Regions from separate parts of the Mus musculus genome. Here regions 2 and 3 are each linked to region 1. Evidence: chromatin loops called from intact Hi-C (ENCODE). Cell type or tissue: heart. All regions are shown on one strand. Links, peaks and the distances in the headings refer to the core of each region. The heading gives the core; the rest is flanking DNA.

The links. Peaks named below come from ENCODE experiments on the same cell type or tissue, not always from the same donor. Only the 100,000 strongest peaks of a DNase experiment are listed, where the experiment ranks them.
Region 2: it touches region 1 in a loop (4-fold over the local background); 13 of 42 quality-filtered maps call a loop at or near these places.
Region 3: a loop joins it to region 1, with 3 times the contacts of the local background. A loop is called at or near these places in 4 of 42 quality-filtered maps.

What each region holds. Positions count from the first base shown.
Region 1 is chr11:95,977,155-95,985,080 of GRCm38, forward strand. Igf2bp1 (insulin-like growth factor 2 mRNA binding protein 1) reads right to left here. Exons shown (of 15, transcript NM_009951.4): 3 at 2,467-2,515; 4 at 2,128-2,179. Among named protein-coding and RNA genes, the nearest start is that of Mir3063, 18 kb to the left of the region's middle. In heart, for the core only: CTCF peaks have their summits at 1,580 (motif pointing left) and 4,063 (motif pointing left); no DNase peak of the experiment used is centred there; H3K4me3 peaks cover 2,005 bases; H3K27ac peaks cover 2,458 bases.
Region 2 is chr11:95,874,196-95,879,195 of GRCm38, forward strand. B4galnt2 (beta-1,4-N-acetyl-galactosaminyl transferase 2) reads right to left here. Exons shown (of 11, transcript NM_008081.3): 6 at 1,903-2,083. Among named protein-coding and RNA genes, the nearest start is that of n-TQttg6, 17 kb to the left of the region's middle. In heart, for the core only: a CTCF peak has its summit at 2,281 (motif pointing right); no DNase peak of the experiment used is centred there; H3K4me3 peaks cover 670 bases; H3K27ac peaks cover 299 bases; H3K27me3 peaks cover 970 bases.
Region 3 is chr11:95,768,100-95,773,099 of GRCm38, forward strand. No RefSeq gene overlaps it. Among named protein-coding and RNA genes, the nearest start is that of Gm38957, 6.2 kb to the right of the region's middle. In heart, for the core only: a CTCF peak has its summit at 2,776; a DNase peak (open chromatin) is centred at 3,762; H3K27ac peaks cover 439 bases.

The sequences.
Region 1 (7,926 bases), core at 1,525-6,524:
CTGAGTTCAAATCCCAGCAACCACATGGTGGCTCACAACCATCTGTAATGAGATCAGATGTCCTCTTCTGGTGTGTCTGAAGACAGCTACAGTGTACTTAGATATAATAATAAATATCTTTTTTTGTTTAAAGAACACTTAGACCTCAGACAAAGCAACTACTGCTTCTTGAAGAGTTTCCCAAGTGGGCTGCGGTGTAGTTCACATGGAAAAAAGGCACTAGTCGTGCGCCTTTCCCAACCCACAGCGCACACACAGGAATACTATTTAGTCGTAAAAATTTGAAATCCTGTGACAACTAAAGGGAAGTAGAGATTACTCAGTTAAATTAAAAAAGCAGGTTCTGAAAGGTAAGAAACTCTCAGGACCATAAAAGCCGCCAGGAAGAATGAAGCCTGGAAGGAGGAGTGGAGGGTGAGAAAGGAGGGCAAAGGAGAGGAAACAACAGAAAAAAAGGAAAGTAGGGGAAAGAGAATTAAGACTGGGAGGGGGAGGAGTCTGACTGAAGGGAGAATACAAATTCCCATGGCCAAGGGAGCGACAGGGAAGGAGGGAGGCTTGGGAGAGCTGACTGCCGGGCCAAGTGACAGTCAGACAGACAGACAGAAGAGTACATCAGGAGCACTCCTTTCTATGTGATATGACAGCAGCAGACCACACTGTCCTACAAACTTTGGAGGGTGACAAGATGTTAAATGTTTTCACTAAGAAGTGATTGAGGAGACTGGCGGGCCTGCCTCAATTTAAGCAGGCCATGATACCCAGGAACATGTAATGTCCCTACATGATGGTTTAAAAAACATCTAAAACAACCTCATCTTGGGGTGTGCAACCAAATCACTCCAAGCTCATTTCCTCTGGAACAAACCTGACACCACAAGCAAAATCAAAACCGCAGCTGAGTTTGTTCTTTTTACAACTCAGGATCCCTATGCCTCCTTCTGTGGGCCCAATATTCAAAAAGGTTTTGCCTGCCCAAACTATTAAGGAATAAACTTTTTTCAAACTTGTCCTTCATTTTGATTTCATGTGTATAGATGTTTTGTCTGTATAGTCCCTTGAAGGTCAGAAGAGGGCATCAGATCCTCTGGAACTGAAATTACAGATGGCTGTGAGCCTCCTCTGGGTGCTGGGTCTCTGGGAGAACAACCAGTGCTCTTAGTAACTGAACCATCATCTCTTCAGCCCTCTCCCACCCCCATCCCTTTTATTTTATTAATTTTTGTTGTTGTTGTTGCTTTTAATTTGTTCTTTCAAGAAAAGGTTTCTCTGTGTAGCCCTGGCTCTTCTGGAACTCACTCTGTAGATCAGCCCACACTGGAAGAGATTCCCCGCCTCTTCATCCCAAGTGCTGAGATTAAAGGAGAACACCAACACGCCCAGAAAGGAGGTTTTTTGTTTTTCCCTTGTAAAAGACAAGATCTCTCAGGCTAGAGAGATGGCTCAGCTGTTAAGAGCACTGCCTGGTCTTCCAGAAGTCCTGAGTTCAATTCCCAACAACCACATGGTGGCTCAAAACCATCTACAATGGGATCTGATGCCCTCTTCTGGCATGCAGATGTACATGCAGAGAGCACTCATTTATTAAATAAATAAAATTAAATATTTAAAAAAGACAAGGTCTCTCTATATACTGCTATAACAGTACATACGGCTGGCCTCAAACACACAGAAATGTTCCTGCCTCTCAAAAGCTCAAACACCCAGCCCCTACAAATTTCTGTTCTCAAATTACTGAAATGTGATTCCTGCAAGCTTGGAACTGAGACTCCTTATTGAGAAGGAGTAATAAGGCCCGATGTGGTGGTCCACGGCTTTAATCCTAGTACTCAGGAGGCAGAGGCTGTCAAATCTAAGTTCGAGGCCAGCCTGATCTACATTACAAGCTCTACATTGCAAGTTCCAGGCCAGCCAAGGTTACCCTGTGAGAGCCTGTCTCATTGAAGACAAGGAGAAGGAAAAATGTGTCCAGACTGCCCATCACACAGTAGCCCAGTTTCATGGTTCTACACGGTAGGACGAATGCTGGAGCCAGAGTCCAGCATATGCGCAGGAGTGTGTCTTCCCAATGGATCTGATCACAGGATCGCTTGGTGCTGAAGCCACTTAACTCCTTGTCCGTCTTACCTTGCTCACAGTTCTCCACTGTACCGTACTGAGCCAGCAGGCTATCTAGCACCTGGAGGGGTAGAAAAAAGGTGTCTGAGTATCCTGGGGCCTGAACACCCCTTACCCCAAAGCTCTGGGCACCAGCAGGAACTAGACATTTTGACGGCCTGAAGCTCCACCCCTTAGGGCCCTACATGCTGATGCCATCATCAGTGTTTGCAGGGATGCACTGGCTCTGGCCCCAGACCCTACTAATCTCACACCCAGGGGAGACTGGTTATTTCTACCAACTTAGTCGGACAGAGTCCCATGACCAGTCTCCACCAAACCTGTACATTAACTTCTCCAAACACTTACTTCCCATCGGAGCTGAGGTGGAATATTGCGGATCTGTATTTTCCGACTCCTGAAAAGAAAGGGCAAAACATGATTTAGACAATTCCAGATGCTTTGGGCCCATGACCTGGCAGTTTCTAATCCTTGTCCCAGCTTGTTAGTTCACCAAAACCATAGGATGGTGGCTTCCTCCCCAGTGCTAGGGACTGAATTCATGGTCTGGCACAAGCTAGATCCCCAGCCCTAAAAATAGTAACCTAAACTGGGAGCAGTTGCCTTTAATCCAAGCTCTTAAGAGGCAGAGACAAGCAGATCTCTGAGTTCCAGGCCAACCTGATCTCCATAGTTAATTACAGGACAGCCGGAATAAACAGTGAGACCTCATCTCAGGAAAAAACAAAGAAACACAGACTAGCAACCCAGTAAGGATGCAGACTTTCGAGCAAACAAGGCTTCACCCTATAAGCCCGAGCACTAATAGGACGTCAGAGAGGAACTCGGAACCAGATGTTCTCAGCGTAACGGCAGCAGAAGATCGAACATACTGTTTTGATGCTTGCTACAGCGGTCCCATACTTCTCTCTCCATCAAAACAAAGCCAAGAAGCTAGAGAAAGGGTGCTTGGGGCTCTTATAGGACAGGAGTCCCGCTCCTAGAGCCCATGTGAGAGGCAGCTCACAACTGCTTGAACCCCAGCTCATCTCCAGCACCTGACCCACTGGTTACATACCCACACATACGTACTTAAAATAAAGCAAATCCAAAGTCAAGTAAGACGGTAACTATTAATTAATCCAACACCTCTTTAACTAGCACCTACTTCAAGCTGTACTTTGCTCGCAGGACTGGGGCACAGCAATGAACAAAAGTGGCGGAATGCCTGACCCAGGCGCTCACATCGTATTAAGGGAAACAATATATGCGAACAATTGCATAAGATAATAATAGTACAGTGGTTAAGCCCTTGGCACAACTAGGGATCTAAACCACTTATTAGCACATTAGAAGATTACTTAAGTTCTTTGAGACCTGGTCTCCCCCCGCTTTGTACAACAAGGATAAACCCCATTCACAAGTGGGAGGTGGCATTAGATAGTGTTTGTAAAGCGCTTAGGAAAGACTTGGGGTGAATTCTTAAAGTGTAACAATAGATGCATCTATGAATGGCTAAAGTTCTCCAGAGTGATCAACACACAGCGCAGCATCAGGACCACCTTTTTTCTCCCAGGTGACTATACTATACTTACTCCATCCCAGCTTTCAAATGGCTCTGAAAAAACTGATTTCCCTTGAGGAATGCAGGTTCAAGGCTAAGGTCCAGAGTGACCCAGAGAGTCTGCTCACCACCCAAATCAATACCTTAATCTCTGAGCTTAAGACATTTAGATTGACTTGATGGGTTAGTCAATTGTCATTTAGATCTCTGTGTGTCTTTGATCCCGTACAAACCTTTAGTTCAAAGACGAGATCCAGGGCGGAGATCCAGGGCGTTGGAGAGATGGCTCAGCGGTTTAGAGTACTGGGAGCTCTTCTAGAGGAGCAGGATTTAATTGCCACCAGGCCCAGGATGAGTTACAACCTTCTATAATGAGGGGGATCAGATGCCCTCTTCTGGCCCCTACAGGCACTGCATGCACAAGGCACACAGGCATACAGGAAGGCAAAATACCGGTGTAGTGTACCCAAGGTGAGAGAATGCTGAGTCACGTATGCTCAGTGGGCTACCAGAAGAGCTGGCATCAAGCTGTGGGGTGGGGCAAGCAAAAAGGAATGCAAGGCCCTAACAGTGGGTGTGTTGGCCTTAGTTGTCCTAGGCAGTCCCTACCAAAGCAGGGTCTAGTGTAAAATAGAAGGGTCTCTGTGATCCACTGAGTCTGAAATTCTGAGAGCGACAACTCCTTGTTGACAAGCTACAGCAGGGAAAATCTGGGAATGACATAGCTAAAAGAGTGGAGCAGTGGTGTCCCCGGCTCCTTTAGCTATGTCACCCCTGACCCAAACCCAACCTCTTCCTCCTCAAACTCAGCACTCAAGAGGCAGGGGCAGGCAGATCTCTGAGTTCGAGGCCAGCCTGGTTTACACAATGAGTCCCAGGATAGCAAAGGTTATACAGAGAAATCCTATCTTGAAAAAGAAATAATAAAAAGCTAAAGGAAAGGTGGATCTGTTTGAAGGAAAACCTTGGTGGTTTGTGAACTTGACCTAACAAAGTTAGAGTAGATACAGTGAGGATTGGAAACAGTCAGCTGAGTCTGGAGGCTTGAGCCATGATTCCAGGCTAAAGCAGGACTGATGCACGCACAGGCCAGTCTATAGAACAGTAGGCCAGTCGGAAGGTGGCGTTGCAGTGATAGAAGAGGAGGGGAAGACAGACAGACATAACTCCACGAGTACAGCATTTGTCTAGCAGACACAAAGTCCTGCGCTCAAGTCCCAGGACTGCACGGATAGATAAGCCTGTCGACCCTCTGTAATCCCAGCACCCACAGTACTGGCAGGAGAACCACAAAGTCAACACCCGGTCCAGCGGCGTGAGGCGTGCTCTGTGTCAGACACACACGGGAAGCCAACAAGCCCATTGCTGAGTCCTTAGACCCCATTCCACCAGGTACCAGATCCAAGGACTGGCCAAAAGGCAGCTTTGGATCTCCCTGGTAAGGGTTTCTCACAAAACACCTTTGCTAACCAAATAGATACACCGAGTATGTTCAGATGGGTGAAGAATCTGGGAGAAAATGAACAGTGCCCAGCCCCGGACACCTCCCCCCAGGAAGTCCTTCTGGATAGAGGGGAGATGAAGGCAGCCTGCCTAGGAAGAAACAAGGCATACAGCAACCCCAGAACAGGAGCCTAGTTTGAAAGAACCCATTAGTGCAATCCCAGGTCAAAGGCCAAGACTTGCCTGTCCAAACTCTGATTTGGGGCCTTCTATTCAGTATGGCAGGAGCAGGGTGGTAGCAGTGAAATCTAATCTCTGCAAGGATGTTTGTTAATCCATATCCAGAAAGCAATGGCAGGCAGATTGGCTGGAATGTCTGGAATGTTCCAGGAGCGGGAGGGGGAGGAGGGCAGGTCTACCCAACCAATGAAAGAAAGACATCCCAGCAGCCCTCCCTCACCCTCTAGGGCATACACACCCCATCCTGGGAACCCACTCTAGGCTCCTCCCAGACTTCCTTCTCAGCAAAGCCCCCAGCCCTGATTAAAACCCAAGGGGATAGCCTGGAAGAGGACCTTTGTCTTCTAAGCCTGGCTTTCCACTGAGCCTGGTGCTACCTAATTCCTTTCAGGCCCAAACCGCACAGGGCACTGCTGGGACCTGTAACCTAAATTCCCTTGCTTACATTACAACCCCTTTGGATAACTTACTCATCCCACCTATGAGAGGCCCAGAGTTGGCTGCGTTAGGCTGGTGTGCTGAGGGCTTACAGTGGCTCTAAATCTGTGGCTTACAACTCTTTGGGGATCCACAGACCCTACTTACTTACCTACCCTTTCACAGGGGTCGCCTAGGAGCTGATATCAGGACAGAACATTACGGTTCATAACTGTAGCAAAACTAGCTACGAAGTAGCAACAAAAATAATGTTGTGGTTGGAGGTCAGCACAACCTTAGGACCTGTATTAAAGGTCCCAGCGTGAGGAAGGTTGAGCTGGCTTAGAGCTCCTGATGAGTGGGAGCACAACTCACACTTCCCAGGGGTTTCTCCTGGTGGGAGCTAAGTCCAGCAAGCCCCTGACAGTATTCTAAAGGAGACCTGGAGGTAGAGTGGAAGGGGCGGTGACAGTCATTGCTGAATCTAAATAAATGTGTTCACAATGACAGAGAAAGAAAGTCTTCCACTCCTCCATCTCTGCTACATTGACCCTGCTCCAATAAACCCGGGTCTACCAAGGCCAGGCTGAGTAGTGGTTATGTCCTATAGGTAAAAGGGCACCACACCTAAGCACTCTTAGTGCCGGGAGGGCCAAGCCCAGCTCCAGCAAGGAGAGAGAACCAGCTGCCCTGACCCTCTAGCAGCTATAGCGCCGCCAGCAGTGGCCATTAAAGGCAATGGTTAGAACAGCCAAAATGGTTCCTAAGTGCAAACAGCTTTCCCCTGTTCTCTGCTCGCTCTGACCCTCAGAGATCCAGCCTGGAGGGCAGCTCAACAGACTCCTGCTAACCAGGAAATTCACCTGGGGATGTGAGGACACCTGGGGATGTGAGGACAGGGAGGCCAAGCAGGGGAAATATGCCAGGAGAGATTTAAAGAGGCAGAGAGACAAAAGAACAACGCCATACACCCATCACACCGCCATACACCCATCACACCGCCATACACCCATCACATCGTATACACACATGGGGGTGCTTGGGATTAGGAGTATCTCTCCCGGGTCCATTTTATAGAACTGTGTTCATTTTATAGAAATGTGCTACCGGCGGCTTTGTTTGACAGCCCAGGGCCGAGATTAAAATACGCCATGAGTATCCTGTCTGCATTTCATAATCACTGAACGCCAAAGCCAGGAGTAGAACCAAAACTCCATCTACTTTTTTGTTTTGGGTTTCGTTTGCTTTTTGAGACCTGTTTTTTCTGCATAGCCCTAGCTGCCCTATGTAGACCAGGCTTGCCTCGGCCTGGGTGTGCTGGGTGGTGCTGGGATTAAAAGCACGACTCACTATACCCAGCCTGAAGCAGATCTAGTTTTCCAGATGTATAGTTTTACATTTTGTTGAAAGGCCATTTTTCTAGCATACTAGAAACACCAATTAAGATAATATTATCTTCTGTTTTGGTTTTGAAATGAACTTCTATACACTGGAATTACAGGCAAAGATGAGCTACAATGTTCGGTTCTACAGGGTCCTAGGTATCGAGGTCAGGGCTTTGGGATTCTAGCTATACTCCCAGTGCAGTCCGACCCCCATTTTTTTTTCCTGTGAGTTATACTCTGTAGCCCAGACTAGCCTCCAACTCAGAACAATCATCCTGATACTCTACCTGTTCTTTTAAGGATTTAAGATTTAGCCGGGCAATGGGTGGCACACGCCTTTAATCCCAGCACTTGGGAGGCAGAGGTAGGCAGATTTCTGAGTTCAAGGCCAGCCTGGTCTACAAAGTGAGTTCCAGGACAGCCAGGGCTACACAGAGAAACCCTGTCTGGAAAAACCAACACCCACCCACCCCCCAAAAAATGGATATAAGATTTTCAGAGTTCTCTTTTTTAAAAGATTGTTCATTTTACGTGTATAAGCCTGCACACATGTAAGTGCTGAACACGTATGATGAGGTGGTGAGGCTCTGGGGTCTCAGATACCCTGGAACCAGAGTTAAGGGTGGGTGGCTCTAAGCAGCCTTGCGATGCAGATGCTGGGAATGGAACCTGAGTCTTCTTGATGAGCAGTCAGTGGTCTTAACTCCTGAACCAAGCCAACTCTCACAAAGTTCTTATTCTCTGAAAAAGTGCTCCCTTCACCTCCACACCCAGAGCGAA
Region 2 (5,000 bases), core at 1-5,000, 100 kb before region 1:
ATGACTCCAATGACAAGACCAGGACAGTAGTACCCACTGTACCTTAGAACACAGGCTCATTTTCTGAAGGGAAATGCCTTAAAATCTGAAGGTGGAGAGGATGCTTACTATAGCTATGAAGGATAACCTAGGACCGCTAGCCTCTGATTCCACCTCCCAAGTGCTAGGGTCTTAGGCATAGCACTCCCATGCCCAATTTCATATGATGCTGGGTCTCGAACCCATGGCTCTGTGCATTGCTAGGCAAGTACTCTACCAGCCAAGCTGAACTTTCATTTGTGCATATTACATTTCTTCCCCCCCCCCCCCCGTTGCTGTGCCGTGGAGCAACTCACAAAGGAAAAGACAAAAAGTGAGGGTGGTAAGATTTGTCCTCCCAGGAGTTTCTGTAATGGGTGTGGGGGGGTTGGAAAGACAAGTTCATATCCTTGAAACTGGCCACATTCTCTCTCTGCAGGAATGCTCACGAGATATTGATGCACACACTGGTTAGGCAAGAGTCGCCACCTCAACAGAAGCTGAAGCAGCTTTAAAAGTTCCAGAGGGGTCGTCAAAGTGGCTCAGCAGGTAAAGGGGCTTGCTGCTAAACCCAATGGCCTGAGTTTGATCCCTGGGATTCATGTGGTAGGAGAGAACAAACCCCTCCAAGGTGACTTCTGACTTCCATATGACTACTGTGAAATGTTCATGCCCCCCCCCCACTAATAAAATAAGTGAAATAAATAGCTGCAGAGAACAGCTAACAGGACTGGATAAGGCCAGCCAAACATAGTGATGTATGGCTGTGATTTCGACATTATGGAGCCTGAGGCATAGGAATTGAGAATTTGAGGCCAGCCTGAGACACATACAAGATCCTGCCTCAACAAATGGATGAACTTATAAACAAACAAAAAAATAACAGAGTGCGGGGTGTACACACCTGTAACCCCAAAGCTTGAGAGAAGAAAGGGGGAATCTGGAGCTCAAGGCAAGCCAGCCACAAACATGTAAGAGAGTTTGGAAAATCCTGGCTTACGCGAGAGCATCTCAAGAAACAATAAGACTAGGTATGTAACTGGCTTGGCAGCGTGGTTGTCTACCACACAGAAGGGCCTGGATTTGATTCCCAGCACCACATAAACTGTACTTAGAGGTTCATTTGACTGTTATCCCAGTGCATAGGGGGTAGAAACTGGAGACACACAAGTTCAGAGTCTGAAGCTAGCCTGGGCTATCTACGAGCCTGTATCAAGCAAAACAAAACTCCATCAGTAACAGACAGAATGGGATGGTACTGTGGTTTGGATCAGTGTCCCTAAAGGTCGGTATAGTGTAGGCATAAGCCACTGTTGTGACACTAGGAGGTGGATCCCTTAGAAACTAGGATATGATGGGAGGTGTTCAGGTCCCTTTGGGAATGCCTTTAAGGTGACAGTAGGATCAGCCGCTTCCTAGCTGTAAAGTAGGAAGCTTTACCATACTATGCTGCCTCGCCACAAGGGCCGAGTCACCACGGAATGGAGCCTCCAAGGCTGTGAGCCAGAGCCTTTCTTTTTCTATGCTGTCTTGGGTATTGGCCACAGTGGCAGGACACTGGCTTTGTGTTCATGTGTGCAAGGTGAGCAGTGTCAGGGATCTTTCTCAAGTCGCTCTGGGGTCAGTGGCAGTGGGGGACTCTATTGGGTGCAGTAAATAGGCAGGTAATTGTCGAGGCTCAGAAACTGGCACACAGGAAGCATGCTGGGGGAAGGTTTTGAGAGGGCGCACACAGGAAGCATCCTGGGGGAAGGTTTTGAGAGGGCGCACACAGGAAGCGTCCTGGGGGAAGGTTTTGAGAGGGCGCACACAGGAAGCGTCCTGGGGGAAGGTTTTGAGAGGGAGTGATGCTCTTTTCCAGCAGTTTGTGATCAGAAGACAGACCTGTGTCCACCTTGTGGAGATAGTACTCTGTGCTGGTGTACGTCACATGCTGAAGGATGAAATTCAGGACCTTCCGATGTCTGGTGGAAATGGTCAGCTGCCTCTGGCCTCTGCCCTGAACCTCATCATCTGGCACATCAGCAAGGGTGTTCAGTGTCCCCAGAGAAGCTTTCAGGATGACCTAGACATGACATTAGAAGCACACACATATTGTTGTACAGCTGTCAGCCATCCCTATCCATCTCTAGAAGCCCTTTATCCTACCCAATAAAACGTTATTCCCACCTGACTGTAACTCCTTAGTCTCCCATCCTCTAAACCCTGAAAGATTCTAAATGCCACGGATGGAGAAAAATCCATTCACAGGAAAGGCAAGTACTCAGGATGGCCAGCAGGGGGCAGAGCGAGCTAGGACAGGATAAGGCTGGTTGTAAAGGTAATAGATACAGCTACGCCCTTCCCCCACGTTTCCCCTCAAGACCTAAAGACTCATGGATTTAAAGGATTCATTCCTGCAAACATCTCTTTCTCTTTAGGGAACATTGTTCATTGAGACTTCTTCTAGAGCCGAGCAGTGGTGGCGCATACCTTTTATCCCAGTAGTCGGGAGGCAGAGGCAGTCAGATCTCTGTGAGTTCTAGGCCAGCCTGGTCTAAGAGTGAGTTCCAAAACAGTCAGGGCTACACAGAGAAACTCTTGTCATAGAGAGAGAGGGAGAGGGAGAGAGAGAGAGAGAGAGAGAGAGAGAGAGAGAGAGAGAGAGAGAGAGAGAGAGAGAGAGAGATTATTATTTCTCCTCCTCCTTCTTCTCTTTCTCTTCCTCTTCTTCCTCCTCCTCCTCTTTCAACAAGGTCTCTGAGGTCTCACTATGTTGCCCAGAGCAGCCTTGAACTCCAGAGCTGAAAAGATCCTTCTGTCTCCTGCCACACACACTGCCACCCCCCAAATAGCTGGCACAACAGTTATGCCACAACATGGCACTTTGCCTTGCTCCCTGCTGCAGTTGCTACTGACATCTGTCTGTCACTCACTCCTGGTCCTCTACCCTCTGACATCTGAGGGAGTTTTCCAGGCTTTGGATCTGGGTTTTTTTCTCTTATTGGAGTACAACTCCTTGGCTGAGGATTTTATCCATCATCAACTAGGTACCATCACTGTTTAAGTGGTTTTAAAATGTTTATTGTAGCTCAGTTTGGTGGCACATGTCTTTGGTTCCAGCTCTCTGCTGTCTGAGTTTGAAGCTACAGAGCAAATTCTAGGCTGGTCAGGGTGCAGTAGTGAGAGATCTTGTATCAAAAGAGACAAACAAAAAGTTTGTCTCTCTGGGGGCTGGTGAGATGGCTCAGTGGGTAAGAGCACCCGACTGTTCTTCCGAAGGTCCAGGGTTCAAATCCCAGCAACCACATGGTGGCTCACAACCATCCGTAACAAGATCTGACTCCCTCTTCTGGTGTGTCTGAAGATAGCTACAGTGTACTTACTATAATAATAAATAAAGTCTTTTAAAAAAAAGTTTGTCTCTGACTCATCCCACGGCCTTCACCTTGACCCTGTGTGGCAGTTTGGATGGGAACAGCCTCCCAGGGCTCATATATTTGAATTCTTGGTCTGCAGTCGGTGGAACTGTTTGGGAAGGATTAGGAGGTGTAGCCTAGCTGCAGGAAGTGTGTCACTGTGCCAGGCTTTGAGGCTTCAAAAGCTCCACACCCTCGGAAGTCAGAGGCAGGCAGATTTCTGAGTTCGAGGCCAGCCTAGTCTACAGAGTGAGTTCCAGGACAGTCAGGGCTATAAAGAGAAACCCTGTCTCGAAAAACAAAAACAAACAAACAAAAAAAAACAGCTCCTCACCCTCCCCAGTGTGCTCTCTGCCTCTTGCTTTTAAGATGCAGCACTCATGCCGGGTGTGGTGGCGCTCGCCTTTAATACCAGCACTCGGGAGGCAGAGGCAGGCAGATTTCTGAGTTAGAGTCCAGCTTGGTCTACAAAGTGAGTTCCAGGACAGCCAGGGCTATACAAAAAACCCTGTCCTGAAAAACAAACAAATAAAAACAAAAAACAAACAAACAAAAAAGATGCAGCACTCAGCTGTTCCTGCCACCATGCCTTTGCTCTGCCACCAGGGACTCTAACCCTCTGGAACTTAAGCACAAATAAACACTTTTCTCAGTTGCCCTGGTCATAGTGTTTTATCACAGCCATAGAAAAGTAACTAAGACCGAGATTGGTATCATGTTCATGGGATATGACATACCTGACCATATTTTTGAAGGAATGTGGAAAATTAGGGGGGACATTGAACTAGGAAAGTGGTTAAATGCTGTATGCAGAGCTTAATGGGCCATCCTAGTAGGAGGCTGGAAGACGACAGTGCTGAGAGCTATGTGGATTGTGGAGGTCTGGCTCAAGAGGTTTCAGAGGGGAACAATATTAGCAACTGGGCTAGAGCCGGTCCTTGGGACGATTTGGCAAAGTCTGCTTTCTGCCCTCGTTCTAAGAACCTGCCTGAAGCAAAGTTAAAAGTAATGAACTAATTTCTTCAGCAGAGGAGATTTCAAGACAGCTTAATACCGACTCTGTCATATGGTTATTATTAAGCACTCTTCAGCTGGTTTATAATGAAAAAGAACAATCGGGCAAAAAGAAATACAAAAGTGTACAGTTTGAAGAGAAAAAGCAAGGCAGTAAGCAGCGTACTTCCATGGCTTCCACTTGGGTTCCTGCTTTCAGTTCCTGCGTTGGCTTTGATGAGTGAGCTATGATGTGAAACCTTAGGCTGAAATAAGCCCTCTGTTTTCGAAGATGCTTTTGGTCATGGTGTTAGCACAGCAATAAACCCTAACCAAAAACCTGCTAGGAAGGCTCGCAACTCAAAGTTAGTTTTTAAAAAACTGAACCACTGGAGAGATGGCTCAGCTGTACAGTCACACAGCACACAATGACAGGGACAGCCTGTAGTCAGCCGGGATGGAGACATCTCAGCAACCCGTGGCAGCTCTTCGTAAAAAGCAGTTGCTCCCAATTTTCCTAACCTTAGCCCTAGACAATGGCTGTATAGATTTTATTTGTGGATGACTGCTTTTCAGTTGGCCTTGATGTGC
Region 3 (5,000 bases), core at 1-5,000, 210 kb before region 1:
CCACATGCTAGAGATTTTGATGCTGTTCCGCATGTGTAGCATGCCATGAGAAGAGAGAGTATGTTAGAGCTAACCATTTTATCAACTAAAAAAAAATCAGCTGGGATTCTTAAACTTCTAACCCTGAGCAAAGAGTCACCAGGTTTAAGGTTTTTCTCTACTTAAAACCAAGGTAGAAAATTCCCAGGAGTTCTCGCTCTCTCCATTTTTTTTTTTTCTTTTTCAGGAATAAAGGGTCATAAGCCATTAGAAACAGTGGCATTGTTATGCAATAACAGCTCACTAGCTAACCTACAGTCTTGGGAAGCAATGCTGACCTTCCAACCCGGAACTACCTCGCTAAAGCAGCCCAGAGGTCCCCACTGCACTCTCTGTGGAAGCCATAAAAGTCGCCAGTGTGTCCGTTCACCTTCACAGCTGAATACTTTTGTACCCGCTAGGCCTGTTTATAGACTTATAATCAGACCTTTCCCTCTTAGGGGACAGCTTTTCCAAGACTCCAAGGAAAGTCAGATTCCTCTGAGAATTTTCCTCAAGTTGCTTCAAAGAGCAACTTTGTAGCTCTCCAGCTTCAGTAAATTTGTTTAAAGAACCAGATGCCATATCATTCAAAAACATTACGTTTAATTCAAAACTACTGTGCAGACCTACATATTCTGAAAACAAACTCTTCCTTTTTGTTCCCTTAGTAGAGGCTGTGTTGTTATAAAGTGGGTCTCTCTCCACCCTGTTAACTCAGGGCTTCTGGTTGATGTGTCGGGACAGCGTCCCTGGAGTTGTTTCTGTTACTGTAGCACAGAGACCTGAGTACCTGGCCGTCTGATCTCCTACTGTCTACGCAGCTTTACTCTCATCACTCTGCTCTCGAGTGCCTTCAAAAAAGCCCATGTCCTGGAGCCTCTGTCCCGGTCTGAATCCTACCTCTGATTGAGTCGTTCTCCTGAGCATCGGAATTCACCCTCTTCCCAAGGGCTTAACTACAAACTCTAACACCTGGCTAGGAATTGTGAACACAGTTGTGTATTGTTGCCCTGTCATTCACGGCAGGGTCACCTTTGTAGCTTCTTTGTATCTTATTCCCCCACCCACACCACTTCTGGACTAGAGCCATTTGTCCTTCACCTTCTAGTCTTTCACCACAGACCGACGGTTCCCTTAAAAATCAAAGGTCACCCAGTGCATCTCTGGGTCATCTTTTTCTCATCTGATGAAGTCTTCCTGAGTACCTACCCTTCAAACTAAAGGAGCGCGAGCTGCCGCTGGGGCGCACATAGCATCGCGTAACACTTGGTTCTTCCAGTGGCTAGCCTAGTCATAGGAGGAGAAAAGTGCTCTCTGGGGTTAACAAATTCCTTTCTTGATTTTTGATCAGCCCCTCTCTCTCATCAGCCACCTGTCCCCCTTGTAAGCCCCATTACGTCATTTACAAAGTGTGATTGATGTCTAATGTATGAAAGACGGAGGAAAAAGGAAGCTGATGTGTGCTCTGTGTGTAGTATGTGCACTTCACTGTAAAGATTACTTTAGCAACTGGCTGGTCTCTCGTGTCCCAAATTAAAGTTTGTGCTGTGTAATGGGTTGATAGTTCCCTCCTAAAGCAAAAACAGATGAGCTCTTTCGGTGAGGAAACAGGATTTTTTTTTTTTTTTTTTTTTAGGCAAATGAACACTAATTAGAGTATCCTGACCTGAGTCAAAAGCTTTGCTTTCTGACTTACAGTCTCTTGCATCTTTCCTTCCAGTTATTAGTACCCAGGCACCCAAGACTGATTGATGGTCGCACACCGTGGGAGACTTGAAAGGCGGCTGTTGATAAATTTTTCATCCTTTTTTTTGTCTGTGAACAGACAGGATGCCAGTGGGTGGGACAATACCAAATTGTGAGAATTGGGTTGAAAATACAGAAGTCAAGACATTGGAATGCCCCACTGGCTGTTTGGATTGAGAGCGGCATGCACACTGGAAGAGGTAGAGTCTGTGGTGCAGAAATCATTCCCAAGTGTCTAAAGGACCCTCCATGTTTGCCGCTGCGGTCAGTCTTGGGAACTGGGTGCTTTGAATCGGTTCCTTTTTCTCCAGTGTCCCGGGCGTTTGGATAGCGAAGAGCCATAGTCACCTGTCACTGGGAAGACCCATACCCTTCGAGAAGGATGGCTGCGTTATTGTGTCTGGATTAGGATACTTTTGGTCAAGTATCAAAGAGAGTTGTTGCCCCTCAGAGGTTTCCCCATCACTAACCCCAGCTTACCTTCATCCTATTTGAGCTTCTCTGGTGAGATTGGGGATATGGCAGATTACTCGAAAATGATTTTATAGGTGATGGAGATGCTCAAAAAGGGAGGGAAGCTGGGGCTTTGTTTAATGTCAAAAGGAAATCGGATGGTTTCAGTCGAGTCAAGAGCCTGCCTGTATGGGTCTGAAAAGAGAGCAGTGGCTTGTTTCTGTGTCTCTGGCTCCCGTGAACGAGCACAGCCTCTCCATCTGCCTTACCATGTAGGGAGCCAGGGAGCCAGAAACAGGGTCTCCATCACACCCCGAGTAGGCTCTGTGACTCTGGCTGCATTGGAAAATACACATGATCACTCACTTGAGTTAAGTTGGAAAGAAATAAATGGTGTAGTGTAATGTCTGTGTTTACTTCTCAAATTGTATTGCTAGATATGTGGCCTCAAAAAACCAGGTGAATTATCTTCCAGAATATGAGGGGTTGGGAGTAGGGGTGAGGGTTGTTTTGGGTTTTTGTTTCCTCTGCAGTACTTGTTTTGGCCATACGGGGCGATAAAGTACTTTCTTCTTAGCTTTTAAGTCTCTTCTGGGCTACCTCTTGGCTCACTGATTGGATTTGACTAAAACATTTTCACGATCACTAAGTTGAGCAGTTACTCAGGCCTGGTGATGTGAGCAGAGATGGGGTCCTGTGTCTGAGGTCCATGTGGCTCGTCAGGCATCATAACCAGCAAGCCTTTGTTAATATTGGTTCCATGAAACCGAAAGCTAGCCCTTATCATAAAGGCTCCATTGTTTACTAAACGCAGAACTAAAGGTGACCCTCCTCCCTGTTTCCACCCTCCCATTGCAGCCCAGTCTGCCCTATCACATCTGTGACAGCAGTGGGGACCTCTCATGTGTAAGCACACGCTCTCTCACTTTTTCTGCTCCAGGTGGGTAGGAAGGTCTCCCAGAGCAGGCCTGGCCCTCTCTCTGCACAGGTTCCTTGTCTTTGGGCTCCTGGCCCTCTTCAGCTCTCGGGGAATATTGAATGCGTCCTTTGCAGTGTCTCCAGAGGAACAGTTGGCTATCCACTCAGGAAAGCACAGGCCTGAGGCTGTTTACCTTGCAGGGTCAGGAAGCATTTTCCTGTGGAAGGGCCTCCTGCTGATTTTCTCCTGGTCCTTTCCCCCAGCAAGAGTCTGTGCAGTGCCAGTCGGGGGGTCCTTGTAATTCCAGCCCAGGCAGAAGTGGAAGGGAAGCAGTGACCAGGGTAGATAGCAGGTGTCCGGGTGTCCCCACAGTCCTGAGGTCACTTGCACTTTCTCATTTCTTAAAGGAAGTCCAGTGTTCTTGCCAGGAATCCTTAGCCTTAGGTTTACAAAGCTTGCTGTTGAATGTTCGTCCGGAGGAGTGTAAGAAGGCAGGAACTGCTTGGTTCCAGTCCTGCCTGCAAGGTCAAGAAGGTTTAAGACTACGTCTAATCTGGAATCCTTACCTCTGTAGAGGGCGTTGAAGGTCAAGCTGGGACGGTGAGGGGTGCTGTAAAGAAGGTCATTGGGCCTTCAGTTGTGGGTGGGGGTGAGTGGTGGGCAGGACAGAGTCTTACTAGGATGGGAAGGAGGGAGAGGAGGGCTTGGCCCAGGGAGCTGGCCGCATGGTGGGTGGAGCCAGGTGGGCTCTGAACTGGTCCAGATGCCTGGCTTCCCTTAGCCATCTTTTCCCTAGCATCCTGTCAGACCCCCGGCGTGATGATATGCTTCCCTGTGTTAACTCTACCAATATTATTTTTTTAGCAATGGAAATGCACTTTTTTTTAATTTCAACTCAATCATGATTTTAAGTATAAAAATTTATAGATTGTTAAAACTACTTTTTTGTGTATTTTTAACCACTCAATGTAGCATTGTATATTTTATTCTTATTGAGACTCTGGTACAAGGTGTGCCATTTAATGATTTTTTCCCCCCAACATGCTGGGCCTTTGGATGTGTACGGTAACCAACTTCATGCTAATGTTCAAAGTAAAAAAAGAAAAGTAGCCATATTCCCACGTGTCTTCTCTTCATTTCTTCTCCAAGCTCAGATGACATTTTGAGGGCCCCTTGGTCAATGATTGTTCATTTTATGTAATCATGTGACCCACGTCTGTATTATTGGTTCGTATCTCCAATGCTGTTGGTAGTGTGCCTACCCTAAGCCCCAAATCCAGCCTGGTCCCTTAAGAATAACATTCTTCCTGTCCCCCACCTGCCTGTCCAGTTAGTTATAGTGACTGAGTCTCAAGCTTGTACACAGTAGGTAAACTGTACCACTGAGCTACATCCTGTGTCCTCCTCTTAATTTGTGTTTTGAGATAGGCCCTTACTGAGTCGCCCGGGCTAGTCCTAAACTCACTCAGGAACTCAGGGAGGCCTTTAACATGCTGTCCTCCTGTCTCAAGCTTCCTGACAAGCCTGGGTCACAGGCTGCACCACCAGGTCCGTGTGAGCCTGTACGATGTACTTCCAAGTCTGCCCCGATCTCATCTCTATAGTGCTGCTGCCTTGGTGCCCCTGAGCTGCAGGCAGCAACACTGCTCTGGCCAACTGAGCAGTGAGCGCAGACTTTCCAAGAGGGGTGTTTGGGGGAAGGATCAGGATTGGGTGTGACCCAGCTAGAAGAGTTAACCCCAAGTGCAAACAGCTTATCCAGTATAGTCAGTGGGAGGCAGCTTTTCTCCTCACCCCCGTGGGGTTCAGTCCCCCAGCCAGTCATATCAGTGTGTCTGGTGAGTGCCTAGAGAGTGAGAGG